Linked DNA regions of Homo sapiens: region 1 is linked to region 2. Evidence: read pairs that join two places in POLR2A ChIA-PET (ENCODE). Cell type or tissue: A673. All regions are shown on one strand. Links, peaks and the distances in the headings refer to the core of each region. The heading gives the core; the rest is flanking DNA. Region 1 overlaps CLDN14-AS1 (CLDN14 antisense RNA 1). Region 2 has its middle 2.1 kb from the start of CHAF1B.

Region 1 (2,917 bases), core at 156-2,655, 100 kb after region 2:
ATTTAGTTTACAACTGGCTTTGATTTCTTGGCATTCGTTGTGTATTATTAGGAAACCCCGCAGAGAGAAAATGTAAACTCCAAATTGCTTTAAAATATTATGATAGTTTTTAGGGATATTACACTGTGACAGTGAATGAAATGGACGTAACGTTCTGTTTTGTAGATATTTTGTGAAATCTTTATTAGTCTTGATTTTCTTTGGAACAAGTCATTCCTGTTCTGGGCTGAAGCCTGAAAATTCCCTGACCTGTGACCCTGGCCCAAGGCTCCTCTTGGATAAAACAGTGTTTCCTGGACCAGAGGGCAAAGTCACAGAAACATGATGTGACGAAATCTAAATAGAAAGGTATTGATTTGTTCTTCGTTCATCAAATAGTTATTGGACTCCAGCACGTATGAGTAGCAGGGAGCCTGGCTAGCACTACACCTTCCCCTCCTGCCTCTCAGGGTCAGGGCCACAGGCACACACAGAGCGAGGGAAAATGAGGGGGTAGAGAGGCTGGTCCCGAGTCTCCAGCCCTTCTCTCCCAATCCTCTCCCTGAGTGGGCAGGGAACTCTTCTCTTGGCTCCTCCAACTTCCATCAACGTCTGCCCTTGGGTCTGGTTTTAAACTCTAAGGTGTAAATGACTCATAATGGCTCAACATTTTGTCCCTCCCAAGAGGTATTTTTAAGTCTAAGGAATAAAGATTTAATAGTAAAACTTCGAATGCCAATCAGGGGTAAGTGAGGATTTGGAAGAGGAAGGTCTTGAGCATTTTCCTAACACTGCTAAAATCATCCCATTGAGTTAGGGCAGCAACTATCCTGATGGGCTGGGTATGATGGAAGTTAGTCAATGTTTCAATAGATGGATGGATGGATGGATGGATGGATGGATGGATAGACTGACGGATGGATGGATGGATGGATGGATGGATGGATGGATAGACGGATGGATGGATGGATGGATGGATGGATGGATGGATGGATAGATGGATGGATACATAGATCACCTTTATTCTGATCTCAACTGGTCTTTGAAGCTTGATTCATTTTTTGATTTCTCACGGAGCCAGACTAGGGTCTGACACATTAGGAAGCTGGCAAAAGTTTGTTGACTAAACAAATTAATGAAGGGAAAATTATGTATGCAGAGATGCCTGGGGTTTGGGTTACCGTTTTGGGTCCCCTTTGATTTGAGCGACACACATGCTGACAACTTGAGTCTGAAGTTAGTGGATCCTTAGCTAACTTGCTAGAGTAAAGGTTGTGGTAAAACTTGACCTTGCTCTATTCATCAACAGCATATCCTGTGAAAGTCACGACGCTTCCATGAAAACCTTGGTGCTAGGCCTGTGATATCTTTGCAGAGGTCTGACCTAAGGAGACTGCTTGTGTCAATAGTAACAACAATCACAATTGTCCTGAACACAAAGGCAGCATTCTTTGTGTGCTAGCTGTGGTTTTAAGCATATTACGTCTATTTACTAATTTAATCCTGAAACAGCCTTTGCTTTAGGTACTCCTATTAACCTCATTTTATGGATGGGAAAATAGACTGTGAGAAGTGAAGTCACCCGCCCAAGGTCATACACCTGTAAGTGGTGGAGGCAGGGTTTGAACCGAGCACACTGGCCTCACTTCGTGGGCTCCTACCACTACGCTGCCTCATGTTACTACCCTGTATCCACCTCCAGAATGAGTTGGCAGCTGCAAGTTCTCCCCAAGGCCCCACTGCAGCCCTTGCATCTCAGCATCAGCTCCTTGCACGGCCAGGTGGTGTTGTTTCTGACTCGGGGTCTGCATCTCTCTCTGCGCCGCTGGGTTCAGGAGGCCCTGAGGAGCGAGCCCGGTCCAGTGCTAGCTTCGCAGCTCACAGCCCTTGGGCAAATGTTACAACTGGAGGGCTGCACAAATGCATCATGTGGTTTCAAACCATGCGTCTCTCTGAGCAGGAATTGCTGGAATGGGCCTCAGAAAGTTCCTGACCCTTTGTCTGGGGTCACAGGGTCTGTGTCCAGTGAGGCCTAGAGGCCACGTGAGGTCCAGAGAGAGAAGCACAAGGCAGCTGCTGAGGCCTCATAGGAACCATGCGGTGAAGGAACCAGGGTTTCTTCTTTCTCCATGGCAACTAGGAGTGCAGGTCAGCCTCGGAAAAGGATCCTCCATCTTTGGTTAAAAGAACGGTGAGCCCAGGTTTGGTAATGATGTAGCTGTGTGAGTTGATGGATGCAAAGTGCCCGGCGTGGTGCCTTATCCATCGTAGGTATTGCCGAAGGAGAGCTTTTGTCACCCCTTCCTGGAGAGGGGTGTTGTGGTTTGTGGGTTGAGACCTTTTGGATTCCTGGCATTGACAATGGCACTATTTGGGGTGGGGACCTTCTTGTTGGAGGAGTCTCCTTCCCTCCCTGCTGGTGATATAGGCAGGAAAAGAAGCCAAGAACTAGGCCAATTGCAATAAAGAAAGAAAGAAGCACCTTCTGAGCCTCTCTTGCCCTGTAAGGAGCCAAGGGGGACAGGGCCAGATACGGACCCACTGCAGGGATGGGCAGTCTCCGCCCTTCACTGAGGAGGATGCAGGACTTATGGCCCCACTGGGCGGCAGGGACACAGGAACCTAGACTGTCCATGCTCAGACACGGTCTGGATTTAGAACCGTAGGCCTTGGGGCCGTTTTCAAAAAATAGACCCTTTCCTTAGGAAAATCCCACAAAACTGCCCCAAAGACGAGTGAGGTAGGAAGAGCATGAGGCTCGGATTCTATTTACGCATGCATGTCCATTAGATTCTGGATTCAAAAGCCCCATGTTCTTGGGTTTAAGATTGTACTTTCTGACGTGAACAGTGAATTGCAAATTCAGACTTAAGAGATGGTTACTTTTCCACCAAGAGAACAGCCCCGAAACTTGGCCAGAGCATTGGTGTTTTGGTGC
Region 2 (2,917 bases), core at 239-2,738:
GTCTGCAAGATGGAGACCCAAGAAAGCCTGTGGTATAACTTAGTCCCACTCCAAAGCCCTGAGAACCAGGGACACCAGTGGCATAAGTCCTGGAGTCAAAAGACCTGAGAACCAGGAGCTCTGATGTCTGAGGGTGGAAGAGGATGTCCCAACTCAAGAAGAGACAGAATTTGCCCTTCCTCTACTTTTTGTTCTTTTCAGACTCAACAGGTTGGATGATGCCCCAGATACTGCCCAGGTTGGTGAGGGCGGATCTTCTGTACTCAGTCTACTGATTCAAATGCTAAAGTCTTCCAGAAACACCCTCATAGTCAGAAGTAATGTTGACCACCTATCGGGTATGTCTTAGCCCGGGCAAACTGAGGCATAAAATTAACTATCACAGTATTTCTTTTGGATTACCGAGTAGAATACCGTGGTATGAATATGGCACAGTCTGATTACCTTTTCTCCTGTGGGTGGACATTTGGTGTCTTTCTAGTTTGGGGCTATTATGGATAATGATTCTTGTATGAGTTTGCTTTTGTTTTCCTGATATATATGCCAAGGAGTGGAATTGCTGAGTCATAGGGTAGGCGTATCATTAACTTTATTAGACAGTGCTGAACAGTTTTCTAAAGTATTTACATCAGTTTACACTTCCACCAGTAGTGTGCCAGAGGTCCCGTTGTTCTCAATCTCCTGTATTGATTTCCGTCATTTCTATTTTTCTTTTTCTTTCTTTTTTTTTTTTTTTTTTTCAGACTGAGTCTGTTTCTGTCGCCCAGACTGGAGTGCAGTGGCATGATCTTGGCTCACTGCCCTCTGGGTTCAAGTGATTCTAGTGCCTCAGCCTCCGAGTAGCTGGGATTACAGGCGCCACCACCATGCCTGGCTGTTATTATTATTATTATTATTATTATTTTTGAGATGGAGTTCTGCTCTTGTTGCCCAGGCTGGAGTGCAATGGCGCAATCTCGGCTCACTGCAATCTCCGCCTCCCAGGTTGAAACGATTCTCTGGCCTCAGCCTCCTGAGTAGCTGGGATTACAGGTGCCTGCCACCGCGCCTGACCTATTTTTTCTATTTTTAGTAGAGATGGGGTTTCACCATGTTGGCCAGGCTGGTCTCAAATTCCTGACCTCAAGTGATCCGCCCGCTTCAGCCTCCCAGATGCTGCAATTACAGGCGTGAGCCACTACGCCTGGCTTCTCCTAGTTTTCTTATTCTGATATTTGCTCAACATTTTTTTCCAACCCTGTACTGAATTTTGTATGTCTGTTATCAAAGCTTTTTTTTTTTTTTTTTTTGAGACAGAATCTCACTCTGCCACCCAGGCTGGAGTGCAGTGGTGCCATCTCAGCTCACTGCAACCTCCAAGTCCCGGGTTCAATGGATTCTCTTGCCTCAGCCTCCCTAGTATCCCGAGTAGCTGGGATTACAGGCACACACTACCACTCTGTATAGTTTTTGTATTTTTATAGAGAAGGGGTTTTGCCATGTTGGCCAGGCTGGTCTGGAACTCCTAGCCTCAAGCAATCTGCCTGCTTTGGCCTCCCAAAGCGTTGGGATTATAGATGTGAGCCACCATGCCCGGCTCAGATTTTGATTTTAGAATGTTCACACTTACAAATGGAAATTAAAATGCCTTGAGAAGTTTTTTTTCGAAGCTGAGTTAAGAGTTAGTCCCTTTATATCAATTTTCATTATTAAAAAGTTCTCAGGAACCAAATAACATTGGTCCCCTTAAATTGAGGCAGTTCTGCTCAAAATGGATGCTTGGGGCCCAAGCTGAACAACAGTGGTTGTTGAGGAATCTAGTTAGAATTGCGTTATAGGAATTCCCTTTTTTTTTTTTTTTTTTTTTTTTGAGACAGAGTCTCGCTCTCTCGCCCAGGCTGGAGTGCAGTGGCACGATCTCGGCTCACTGCAAGCCCCGCTTCCCGGGTTCACGCCATTGTCTTGCCTCAGCCTCCCGAGTAGCTGGGACTACAGGCGCCCGCCGCCACGCCCGACTAATTTTTTGTAATTTTTGTAGAGATGGGGTTTCACCATGTTAGCCAGGATGGCCTCGATCTCCTGACCTCATGATCCGCCCACCTCGGCCTCCTAAAGTGCTGGGATTACAGGCGTGAGCTACCGCGACCGGCAGGAATTCTTTAGTCCAACATTTGTGGTGCAAACTTTGAGGTTTTGAACAAATACTTTTTTTTTTTTTTTTGAGAAAATATTTGACAGCCCAGGGCCTCTCTCTAGAGCCGCATCCCCTGCCCGTGTTGGCTCATCAAGTTGGCACTGAAGTCGGATCTCTAAAATGTTCGCCAAGAAAGCCAACTCCTTCATGTACTTTTAATACTTAAAGCATGTGTTTTTATCTTTTAAATCCACAGTTCAGAGTCGTGACACTTCAAGAGGTGGGCAGATTATTCATTTGTGAATGAACAGCATTTATGAGAAATTTGGAGAAATTTTATGTTTGAGAGACACGAAGAATCCAGAGCTTTCCAAAACAGACTGATGATCACACCCACCGGGGAGTTTATGAAAATGCAAGCCCCTGGAGCACGGGCCTCTGCTGGATATTCGGAATCATGGGGCTGAGTAGGGCCAGGAATCTGTACTTTTAGAACAGCCATATTATCTAAAGTATATAGTCATTCCCAGTCCAAGCTCTGTAAATCCTGAAGAGAAAAATCTAAAAACTGCATATCCGGATTATGTTATTCTAGCTTCCTGTAGAAATCAGGCTTCAAGGAGCATACAGCCATTCTCATCAACATGAGACACGGATTTGTAGGCAATTTCTGTACCTTTCATAAAGCTGGCTAAAAGCATCAGCCGGTATTTATATAAGAATCCATGTCTGTTCTTTTTTTCCAAAAATCCTAGAGCAGTTGGCTCCTCAGATAACCCTGTGTGTTTCTTTTATCCAGTAAAA

What was found. ChIA-PET counts read pairs that join two places held together with the same protein. Peaks named below come from ENCODE experiments on the same cell type or tissue, not always from the same donor. Only the 100,000 strongest peaks of a DNase experiment are listed, where the experiment ranks them.
Region 1: POLR2A ChIA-PET joins it to region 2 with 7 read pairs; 2 of 35 experiments call an interaction of 5 or more read pairs at or near these places.

The regions. Positions count from the first base shown.
Region 1 is chr21:36,481,478-36,484,394 of GRCh38, forward strand. All of the region lies in intron 2 of CLDN14-AS1 (CLDN14 antisense RNA 1), which reads left to right. It also overlaps a transcript of CLDN14 not described here. Among named protein-coding and RNA genes, the nearest start is that of CLDN14, 2.8 kb to the left of the region's middle. In A673, for the core only: no CTCF peak of the experiment used is centred there; no DNase peak of the experiment used is centred there.
Region 2 is chr21:36,381,818-36,384,734 of GRCh38, forward strand. No RefSeq gene overlaps it. Among named protein-coding and RNA genes, the nearest start is that of CHAF1B, 2.1 kb to the right of the region's middle. In A673, for the core only: no CTCF peak of the experiment used is centred there; no DNase peak of the experiment used is centred there; H3K27ac peaks cover 908 bases.